Regions from separate parts of the Homo sapiens genome. Here region 1 is linked to region 2. The links are chromatin contacts, found by Hi-C or POLR2A ChIA-PET in ENCODE. All regions are on one chromosome and are shown on one strand. Each heading gives the region's core, a stretch centred on a gene start or an enhancer-like site at or near the end of the contact. The rest is flanking DNA. Distances are from core to core; before and after follow the strand shown.

Evidence for each region. A loop is a pair of places that touch in the nucleus more often than their neighbours do. ChIA-PET counts read pairs that join two places held with the same protein, here RNA polymerase II (POLR2A). Pooled maps may share reads with other maps.
Region 1: a pooled map shows a loop between it and region 2 (1.9-fold over the local background). The contact joins the enhancer-like site here to the promoter of LTB in region 2. A Hi-C loop is called at or near these places in 2 of 50 pooled maps. POLR2A ChIA-PET finds 5 or more read pairs at or near these places in 6 of 52 experiments (CD4-positive, alpha-beta memory T cell, GM12878, activated B cell and 3 more).

The regions. Positions count from the first base shown.
Region 1 is chr6:31,786,195-31,791,999 of GRCh38, reverse strand. It overlaps VARS1 (valyl-tRNA synthetase 1), which reads left to right. Exons shown (of 30, transcript NM_006295.3): 7 at 29-129; 8 at 263-390. Among named protein-coding and RNA genes, the nearest start is that of VARS1, 6.7 kb to the left of the region's middle. RefSeq lists a silencer at 490-650. Within about 2 kb of position 2,424, at least 3 of the 41 ENCODE cell types and tissues checked have a DNase peak (open chromatin) inside an H3K27ac peak, as active enhancers do; they include GM12878, where a contact is called at or near this core.
Region 2 is chr6:31,579,472-31,585,024 of GRCh38, reverse strand. It overlaps LTB (lymphotoxin beta), which reads left to right and starts at 2,601. Exons shown (of 4, transcript NM_002341.2): 1 at 2,601-2,769; 2 at 3,166-3,211; 3 at 3,395-3,466; 4 at 3,862-4,467. The coding sequence starts at 2,608. The coding sequence ends at 4,316. RefSeq lists an enhancer at 2,247-3,001.

The sequences.
Region 1 (5,805 bases), core at 1,175-3,674, 210 kb before region 2:
CACTGAGCCCTCCCTTCCTCTCCCCCAGATGTCAGTGGCCCCATGCCCGACTCCTACAGCCCTCGGTATGTGGAGGCTGCCTGGTACCCTTGGTGGGAGCAGCAGGGCTTCTTCAAGCCAGAGTATGGGGTGAGTAGGCACTGCTGCCCAGGCCCAGAGTGGGTGGGGTGGGGAAGGGCAGGACTGAAGGATGTGTTGCCTGGGAGGGGCTGGGAGAGGTGACCTGAGGCCTTAAACATGTGCCATCCTTCTCCACCATCAGCGTCCTAATGTGTCAGCAGCAAATCCCCGAGGTGTCTTCATGATGTGCATCCCACCCCCCAATGTGACAGGCTCCCTGCACCTGGGCCATGCACTCACCAACGCCATCCAGGACTCCCTGACTCGATGGTGAGCTTCTATCTGCACCTTCCTCTGGTTCCCTCTGCCTAGTCTGGCTCTCTCCTTTTCCCTGACAGCCCCCCGAGCCTCTCTCCTTCTGGGTTGGTGCTCACTTCTGCCCCCAGTGGTGCTACACTTCTCTCTGTCATTCCAATCTGATCATTTAGCTTCCTCTCCTAGTCCAGTACTCCCATGCAACACCGCCACTTGCAGACTCTCTTCTATCCCTTCTTTCTTTATTTAATTTTAATTTAATTTAATTTAATTTTTTGTAAAGATGAGTTTTCACTTTGTTGCTCAGTCTGGTCTCCAACTCCTGGCTCAAGTGATTCTCCTGTCTCAGACTCCCAGAGTGCTGGGATTATAGGTGTGAGGCACCACACCCAGTCTCTCCCTTCTTTTTCTAGTAACAATAACATTATTTTGAATTTAATTAGGAACATATGAATATATATATTTTTTTTTGGGGGGACAGAGTCTTGTTCTGTTGCCCAGGCCGGAGTGCAGTGACGCCATCTCGGCTCATGGCAACCGCTGCCTCCTGGGTTCAAGTGATTCTCCTGCCTCAGCCTCCCAAGTAGCTGGGATTACAGGAATGCGCCACCACAACTGACCAAAATATATGAATATATTCTTGTAAGAAATTTAAAGTTTCAAATCTCCTTGACCATCCCCCTCCACACCTACTTCCTCCTAAGATTTAGCCATTGTTATCACTTTGATGTGTATCTTCCCAGATCTTTCCTATTTACTTACATATACACGTACCCATAGAAATTTATAGTTCTCCTTTTGGGTGAGTCTTTTCTATTTTTTAACATAAAGGGTTCATATTACACTTGTTATGATCTAGCTTTCTTCTTACACTTAATACTTTCTCTTGGAGATCTTTCCTTGTCCTTACACACATACCACACATACTGACTTCCTTCTTTTTAATTGTTCCATAATATCTCATAGTGTGGCTGTACCATAGTGAAGTCATTCTTTTTTTTTTTTTTTTTTTTTTTTTTTTTGAGACAGAGTTTCACTCTTTTTGCTCAGGCTGGAGTACAGTGGCATGATCTCGGCTCACCGCAACCTCCACCTCCTAGGTTCAAGCGATTCTCTTGCCTCAGCCTCCCAAGTAGCTGGCATTACAGGCACCTGCCACCGCGCCTGGCTAATTTTTGTATTTTTAGTAGAGATGGGGTTTCACCATGTTGGCCAGGCTGGTCTCAAACTCCTGACCTCAGGTGATCTGCCTGCCTCGGCCTCCCAAAGTGCTGGGATTACAGGCGTGAGCCACTGCTCCCGGCCTGGAGTCACTTTTTAATTAATGATTCATTCTGTTTTTTGTTTTTTGTTTTTTTTCTGTTGAAAACCTTACTCTAATGCACATCCCTGTATATCAAGTTTGTCCAACCTGCAGCCTGTGGGCCACATGCGGCCCAGGACGGCTTTGAATGCAGCCTAACACAAATTTGTAAACTTTGTTTAAACATTTAAGAATTTTTTTGCGATTTTTTTTTTTTAGCTCATCAGCTATCGTTAGTGTTAGTGTATTTTTTTAAATTTATTTTTATTATTTATTTATTTATTTATTTTTTGAGACGGGTCTTGCACTGTCACCCAGGCTGGAGTGCAGTGGCACAGTCTCGGCTCACTGCAAGCTCCAAACTCCGCCTCCCACGTTAACGCCATTCTCCTGCCTCAGCCTCCCAAGTAGCTAGGACTACAGGTGCCCACCACCACGCCCGGCTAATTTTTTTTTTGTATTTTTAGTAGAGACGGGGTTTCACCATGTTAGCCAGGATGGTCTCGATCTCCTGACCTCGTGATCCGCCCGCCTCGGACTCCCAAAGTGCTGGGATTACAGGCGTGAGCCACTGCTCCCAGCCAGTGTTAGTGTATTTTATCTGTGGCCCAAGACAATTCTTCCATGTGGCCCAGGGAAGCCAAAAGATTGGATACCCCTGCTCTATATGCTTGCTGAAGCATGTGTGGAAGGGTTTCGCTGGTGTAGCTATCAAGAAGTGAAACTGCTAGGTCGGCAGGGGCACACCTATATTAAGTACAAACGGAAGCTGCCAAGTTGCCCTGCAGAATGGCTTTGCTGATTGATACCTCCAGGAATTGCTGTGAGAGTGTTCATTTCCCCACCCTTGCTAAGCCTGAGCATTAGGGTTGCCTAATTAGTTTTGCCAATCTGATGGGCAAAAAAATACCTCTGTTGTTTTACTTTGTACCTTTCTGATTGCTATTGAAGTTGTGCCTATTTTCATGTTTTTTGGCCAGTCAGGTTTACCCATATGTGAATTGTCTGTATCTATCTTTTCCCCGTTTTTCTATTGATTCTTCGTTCTTTTTCTTTTTAATTTTTTTTTTGAGAATTCTTTACCTGTTCTGGGTATCAATTTTTTTGTTAAATATTGTAAATGTTTTTGTTGTATTATTGTGTGGTAGTTTTCCTGTTAATTGTAAATGTTTCTCCTGTTTTCTGTTACTATTTGTTTTCACTGTTAATATTTTAATTAGTGATAAATACAAAGTAATATTCTAGGTGACAAATCTTTTTAAAAAGTATTTTAAAATAACTTTACCATTTTTGGAAACCAGGGTTTATTATATTTAAATTTTGAGAATTTTTTCTGGTGTCTTATGTACTAAATTAATGTGGTCAAAAAATATTTACTGGGCCCAACTATGTGCCACCTCTGCTCTGAGCACTGGGAATATAATGTTTGATTGTGCATTTTGCAAGTAACTGAGAGCTAGGAAAACAGTTATATGTTTTATTTTTTTATTTTTATTATTATTATTATTATTTTGAGACAGAGTCTCTCTCTGTCGCCCAGGCTGGAGTGCGGTGGCGCAATCTTGGCTCACTGCAAGCTCTGCTTCCCAGGTTCACAGCATACTCCTGCCTCAGCCTCCTGAGTAGCTGGGACTACAGGCGCCCGCCACCACGCCTGGCTAATTTTTTGTATTTTTTTTAGTAGAGACAGGGTTTCACCCTGTCGGCCAGGATGGTCTCGATCTCTTGACCTCATGATCTGCTCACCTCGGCCTCCCAAAGTGCTGGGATTACAGGCGTGACCCACCGCGCCTGGCCTGTTTTTTTTTTTGTTTTTTTTGTTTTTTTGAGACAGAGTCTCTCTCGGTTTCCCAGGCTGGAGTGCAGTGATGCGCGCTTACTGCAACCTCTGCCTCCTGAGCTCAAGCGATTCTCCTGCCTCAGCCTTCTGAGTAGCTGGGATTACAGGCGCATGCCACCACACCTGGCTAATTTTTGTATTTTTAGTAGAGACGGGGTTTCACCATGTTGGTCAGGCTTGTTTCGAGCTCCTGACCTTGTGATCCTCCCGCTTCGGTCTCCCAAAGTGCTAGGATGACAGGCATGAGCCACTTCGTCCAGCCAACAGTTCTGTTAAATACACATAACATACAATGGCCAAGTTGTTTGCGTTTGTGTTTGCGTTTTTGTTTTTTCAATTTTTCAATTTTTTTTTTTTCTTTGGAAATGGGGTCTTGCTCTGTCACCCAGGCTGGAGTGCAGTGGCGCAGTCTCTGCTCACTGCAAGCTCCTCCTCCCAGGTTCACACCATTCTCCTGCCTCAGCCTCCTGAGTAGCTGGGACTATAGGAGCCCACCACCACGCCTGGCTAATTTTTTTTGTATTTTTAGTAGAGACGGGGTTTCACCGTGTTAGCCAAGATGGTCTCGATCTCCTGACCTCGTGATTCGCGTACCTCGGCGTCCCAAAGTGCTGGGATTATAGGCGTGAGCCACCACGCCCGGCCCTGTTTTTCAATTTTTTAATAAAATCAAGAGAGGGTCTCGCTATGTTGCCCAGGCTGGTCTTGAACTTCTGGGCTCAAGCAATCCTCCTGCCTCAGTCTCCCAAAGTGCTGGGACTACAGGCATGAACCACCATACCTGGCCTCCAAGTTTGTTTACATGAAAACAGAATGACTACTTTTTTTTTTTTAATTGAGACAGAGTCTCGCTCTGTCGCCCAGGCTGGAGTGCAGTGACGCGATCTCGTCTCACTGCAACCTCAACCACTTGGGTTCAAGCGATTCTTGTGTCTCAGTCTCCTGAGTAGCTGGGACTACAGGCACGCACCACCACGCCCAGCTAATTCTTTTGCATTTTTAGTAGACAGAGTTTTGCCATGTTGGCCAAGCTGGTCTTGAACTCCTAACCTGAAGTAAGCCGCCTGCCTCGGCCTCCCAAAGTGCTGGGATTACAGGTGTGAGCCACTGTGCCTGGCCACATACTTCTTATAAAACTCTTAAGGTAGCCACATTTTTTTTCCAGTGAACGTGGTTTAAATAAAATGTGAGACACTCCCATTACTTTAATGGAATAGAGTTATATCAACTTTTTATTTTTATTTATTTGTTTATTTATTTATTTTTGAGACAGAGTCTCTCTCACTGTGTTGGCCAGATTGGAGTGCATCGGCATGATCACAGCACAATCATAGCTTGGTGCAGCCTCAACCTCAGCCACCCAAGTAGCTGGGAACAAAGGTGCACGCCACCATGCCTGGCTTTTTTTTTTTTTTTTTTGCAGAGACTAGGTCTCACTATGTTGCCCAGGCTAGTCTGCAACTCCTGGGCTCAAGCAGTCCTCTCACCTTGGCCTCCCAAAGTGTTGGGGTTATAGGCTTGAGCCACTGTGCCTGGCTTGAATTCTTTAATCTATCTAAAGTTTCTTTTTGTGACTATTGGTAAGGGGGAGATTTTTTCCAAATAATTAGCTAGTTGTTTCAAACATTTTGAATAGTTTATCCTTATTTTACTGATAGGAAGTGCCAACTTTCACAAACACTAAATTTGCTTGTATCTGTTTCCAGGTACTATTTTGTTCCTGTTTAGTAACTTATTTTAACAATTAGAACTTTTGCTATCCTGTTTGGCAGGAGCCTCCTCTTCGTTCTTTTTTTTTTTTTTTTTTTTTTTTTTTGAGACAGAGTCTCACTCTGTCATCCGGGCTGGAGTGCAGTGGCACAATTTCAACTCACTGCAACCTCCCCCTCCCAGCTTCAAGCGATTCTCGTGCTTCAGCCTCCCAAGTAGCTGGGATTACAGGTATGCACCACCATCCTGGCTAATTTTTATATTTTTGGTAGAGACAGGGTCTTGCCATGTTGGTCAGGCTGGTCTCGAACTCCTGTCCTCAAGTGATCCACTCGCCTTGGCCTCCCAAAGTCCTGGGGTTACAGGTGTGAGCCACCACGCATGCCTGTCTTTGTTCTTTTTCCATATTGCCTTGGCTCTTCCTTCAAATCTTTTCTCCTTGACTAGCTTTAGAATCACAAGGGTTCCAGCTCCACCCCTGCTTCTTTCTTTTTTTTTTTGTTTGTTTTTTGGAGACGGAGTCTCACTCTGTCACCCAGGCTGGAGTGCAATGGCATGATCCCAGCTTGCTGCAACC
Region 2 (5,553 bases), core at 1,352-3,851:
TGCTGGAATTACAGGAGTGGGCCACTGCACCTGGCTCTATTAACATTTTTTATTTGCTTTATCACATATTTATCAATCCATCTCACTTTTAAATATCTTTTAAAATTACAAATATCAGTACATTTTACATCTAAACCCTTCAGAAGCTTAACATTGACTGGAGTTCAGTATTTATTTCCCCATTTCTTTTCTGGCCTGAGGAAGGCAAATTTTACATACAAATCTCAAGTCAGTACTCTTTTTTTTTTTTGAGACGGAGTCTTGCTCTGTTGCCCAGGCTGGAGTCCAGTGGTGTGATCTTGGCTCACTGCAACCTCTGCCTTCTGGGTACAAGCGATTCTCCTGTCTCAGCCTCCCAAGTAGCTGGGACTACAGGTTTGTGCCACCATATCCAGCTAATTTTTGTATTTTTAATGGAGAAGGGGTTTCACCATGTTGGCCAGGCTGGTCTCAAACTCTTGACCTCAAGTGATCCACCTGCCTTGGTCTCCTAAAGTGCTGGGATTATAGGTGTGAGCCATCTCGCCTGGCCTAATACTGTTTTGTTTGTTTGTTTTTGTTTTTAAGACAGAGTCTTGTTCTTGTCACCCAGGCTGGAGTGCAATGGCATGATTTCGGCTCACTGCAACTTCCGCCTCCTGGGTTCAAGTGATTCTCCTGCCTCAGCCTCCCAAGTAGCTGGAATTAAAGGTGCCTACCACCACGCCCCGCTAATTTTTATATTTTTAGTAGAGATGGGGTTTCACCATGTTGATCAGGCTGCTCTCGAGCTCCTTACCTCAGATGATCCACCTTCCTTGGCCTCCCAAAGTGCTGGTATTATAGGCAAGAGCCACTGCGCCCAGCCCCAGTATTCAGTTTTTAAACTGTCTTGTTATCAAGGCTCTGGAGCCAGATGCCTGGGTTCAAATTCTGGTTCTGCCACTGACTCTGTGAGCTCCATAAGTTTCTTAACCTCTCTGTACCTCAGTTTCCTCTTAGGGTTTTTGTCAGGATTATAATTATTGGCTGGGCATGATGGCTCATGCTTGTAATCCCAGCACTTTAGGAGGCCAACACGGGCAGATCACGTGAGTCCAGGAGTTTGAGCCCAGCCTGGGCAATGTGGCAAAAATCCATCTCTACAAAAAATGCAAAAATTAGCTGGGCATGGTGGCATGTGCCTATAGTCCCAGCTATTCAGGAGGCTGAGGTAGGTGAATCCATAGATCCTGGGAGGTCAAGGCTGCAGTGAGCCATGATCCTGCCATTGCATTCCAGTCTGGGTGACATAGCGAGACCCTGTCTCAAAAAAAAAAATTATTAAAGTGTGTAAATCAGTGGCATAAACATGTTAAGTGCATTTTGTGGGTCAGCTATATTATTATTAGTATTACGGAAACACATAGAGATGTTACCAAGAAGGGGAGATGATTGGAGCCACTTCCAGCTTCCTTGGACCTGGTCTTTCTTCCCTTGACTCTTTTTTTTTTTTTTTTTTTTTTTTTGAGAGAGAGAGTCTCAGCCTGTTGCCCAGGCTGGAGTGCAATGGTGCAATCTTGGCTCACTGCAACCTCTGCCTCCCAGGTTTAAGTGATTCTCCTGCCTCAGCCTCCTGTGTAGCTGGAATTACAGGCGCGTGCCACCACGCCCGGCTAACTTTTTGTATCTTTAGTAGAGACAGGGTTTCACCATGTTGGCCAGGCTGGTCTCGAACTCCTGACCTCAAGTGATCCACCTGCCTCAGCCTCCCAAAGTGTTGGGATTACAGGTGTAAGCCACTACCCCGGCTACTCCCTTGACTCTTAACCACTCATGCTGCCTACATCTACCATTCATGTGGTCCTTGCTGCTTTGTTTTGGTTATTCCTGCATTTATTTGTCCTTTTATTCATTTATGTATAAACATTTAGTAAGCACCTACTAATGGATAGGGCTCATTGTAGACTTGGAAGCTCTCTGAGGGTGGGAGTATGCCTCGTCCATCTGTCTTTACTTTTTGTAGCAAGGGAGGTAAAGCTCCATTTCCATCCCTCCTTAGTGAGTCAGTAGTCAGTGGTGAGGCTAAGGCTTACCTCTCCCTTTCTCACTCAGCACAGGGGGCTGGAGATGAGCAAGGGAACGGGAGGAGGTCAGCCCAGTATGGGAATCAGTTCTTCTCAGGGAACCCAGACATCCATCCCTCAAGATTCCAGTCCTTGTCCTAGTCCGGCCCTTGACCTCAGAGACGGGATCAGCTCTTCCTCCAGCACCTACCTTGAGGGTATAGAAGAATGCAAACCACATTGGAAACCTGGAGATCTGTGTTCTCATTTCAGCTCTGCTGACTGGCTTCCTGCAAGCTACCTTCCCTCCCTGGGCCTCAGTTTCTCTCTCTGCTGAGCCAGAAGATGTCTAAAGACCCCTTTGGTTCCACCCTGAGAGCCTGTCTCCCTAACCTCAACTTCTTCCCCAGTTCAGAGAACCCAGGCATCCAGCTGCCCCACCCCAGCTCTGGGTAAACAGGAAGCTGGGTGAGGGGAGCAGGGGTGTGCGGAAAGTCCCAGCCAGGTGTGCAGGTCTACAGGGAGGGGGTGGGCCCGTCCCTGAGGTATGAAAGCCCCCTGCTCTGGCTCTGGTTCAGTCTCAATGGGGGCACTGGGGCTGGAGGGCAGGGGTGGGAGGCTCCAGGGGAGGGGTTCCCTCCTGCTAGCTGTGGCAGGAGCCACTTCTCTGGTGACCTTGTTGCTGGCGGTGCCTATCACTGTCCTGGCTGTGCTGGCCTTAGTGCCCCAGGATCAGGGAGGACTGGTGAGTGGCTGCAACAGGCCCTGGTGGAGAGTTGTATCTTGCGGATGCTTGGCTCCCTCTGGTTGTGCCTGTGGTCTTTTGCCCCCTCTGGCTCAGCTGGCTCGGCTGTCCCTGGTGGGGATGTCTTGTCTCTTTGCTGACTCTCTTTCCATGTTCCTGTGATGTTGTGCTTGTGTCCCGACATAAGCCCCTTGTGTCTCCTCTCCTCTTCCCGAGGTACATCTGTTTCTCCGCCCAAGTACCTATGCCTTGCTTGTTCTCCCTTCTAAGGAGGTGTGTGTTGGGGATGGTGCTGGTAGGAGAAACCCCAGGCCTGCAGCTTGGGTCCACTTTCAGAGGGGTAGGGGTGACATGAGCTGAATCTGAACTCTGGGCACTGTGACCCCACCCAACCAGGTAACGGAGACGGCCGACCCCGGGGCACAGGCCCAGCAAGGACTGGGTAAGAGCAGACTGTCTCTCCTTCCCCGCTTCAGACCCTCAGGGGCTCCCAGCTCCCTGCTGCGTCCCCAGATACCTCTTCCTCTAGGAATCCAGGCTCCCCATCCCTGCGCCCTGTTCTCTCAAGGGTAGCCTGCATGGGTGGCTGCCCTGCCCCCAATCGTGGACTCTTTGCCCCTTCCAGGGTTTCAGAAGCTGCCAGAGGAGGAGCCAGAAACAGATCTCAGCCCCGGGCTCCCAGCTGCCCACCTCATAGGTAAGGACCTCCAAGACCTGAATAAGAGTGTAAATAATCCGAAGGTTCCAGTTCTGCTCGCCCAGAGTCCTTCGGCTCCATGATTCCAGTGCTCGGTTTCCCACCCGCTTCACGACCTTTTGTCGCTCGTGCCCACTCTTACGCTCGTCCCCGCAGTGTAGTTTCTTCTTCCCTCCGGTGCAAGCAAAAGCCGGCCTGGAGGTCCCCACTACAGCGTTCTGCACCCCACATCCGTGTTCCCTCGGCCCCCAACTCGCACTCATCCCAGAAACAGCACCATCCCTCCTCCCCCGGCCCGGCTCGGCTCCCGCAGGGGCTAAAAGCCGCCACTTCCCCAGAAGTCCCAAGCCTTTAGGATCGCATTCCCAAGAGCGCGTCGGCCCGTGTCTCCGCAGGCGCTCCGCTGAAGGGGCAGGGGCTAGGCTGGGAGACGACGAAGGAACAGGCGTTTCTGACGAGCGGGACGCAGTTCTCGGACGCCGAGGGGCTGGCGCTCCCGCAGGACGGCCTCTATTACCTCTACTGTCTCGTCGGCTACCGGGGCCGGGCGCCCCCTGGCGGCGGGGACCCCCAGGGCCGCTCGGTCACGCTGCGCAGCTCTCTGTACCGGGCGGGGGGCGCCTACGGGCCGGGCACTCCCGAGCTGCTGCTCGAGGGCGCCGAGACGGTGACTCCAGTGCTGGACCCGGCCAGGAGACAAGGGTACGGGCCTCTCTGGTACACGAGCGTGGGGTTCGGCGGCCTGGTGCAGCTCCGGAGGGGCGAGAGGGTGTACGTCAACATCAGTCACCCCGATATGGTGGACTTCGCGAGAGGGAAGACCTTCTTTGGGGCCGTGATGGTGGGGTGAGGGAATATGAGTGCGTGGTGCGAGTGCGTGAATATTGGGGGCCCGGACGCCCAGGACCCCATGGCAGTGGGAAAAATGTAGGAGACTGTTTGGAAATTGATTTTGAACCTGATGAAAATAAAGAATGGAAAGCTTCAGTGCTGCCGATAAAGATGCTGAGTTGCGACACACGTCTTAATTCAGGGTGGGTGCACGGGTGCGGGTTAAATATTCTCAGTACTCTTCTGGTTGCTTGAAACAATTCATCACAACACAGTGTATGGCCTTTGCTCCTAGGGATGATGGTCTGCCTGTCCCACCCCCTCCCTGCCTCTGAATGGCCAGGCCCCACCATTAGCCCAGTTGGAGGGTGGGAGGAAGGGGGACTTCTCAAACTCCGAAGCTTCTCTAGGCATCCTGATTTTCAGGGCCACATGGTCCCAACCAGACTCTGCACCATACTCTTTTCTCTTGGGTACCCCCCAACAGTGAGAGGGGTCATTACAGAGCCCAGCAAGCACCACTCAGAAAGGCCCAGCAGCAGAGTAAGCCCCTATCATGACAGAGGAATGAAGCCTGGAGGGGCCCCGCACTTCTCCCCCTAGAGCTGCCTGAAGGCCTCTCTGTCTCCTACCCGACAGTCAACTCTTCTCCTCCAAGGAGCTTAATTCAAGGCTCATGGGGTCTGAAGGGAGGAGGCTGAAGGAGAAAGAAGGGGAGAATATTAGAGAGAGATGGGGATGGCAGGAAGGAGCCTGTGGTGCCTGAAAACACCAGGAAGTTCTGGGGAGGAGGAAAAACCGATGCCCCACTTAGGGTGTCCCATTTAGGGTGAGACGGAAAATCCTCACCTTTTTTTCACACTTTAGGTCCCCCTTCCCAAAAGTGAGTAAGTGTGGGTGCTTCTGGGATGAGTAACAGTGTCCCCCATTACTTCATGGCTGACTTTCAGCCACAGGCTGGAGGAGGCAGAGGGTGACCCAAGGCCCTATCTAGGTCACCCCAATGGGTCACCCTACCCCCTCAGCCTACCACATGGTTTTCTCCTGCCTGGCACCCCAGGGCTGGAGGTAAAGCCTAATTTCCGAACTCAGTGGGGGCTCCCAGTCTAGGGGGGCTCAATTTCCGTCTCCATATTTGTTTTTGGAATTATTATTTTTTTGAGACAGGGTCTCGTTCTGTCACCCAGACGGGGGTACAGTGGCATGATCATAGCTTACTGTAACCTCAAACTCCTGGGCTTGAGTGATCCTCCTGC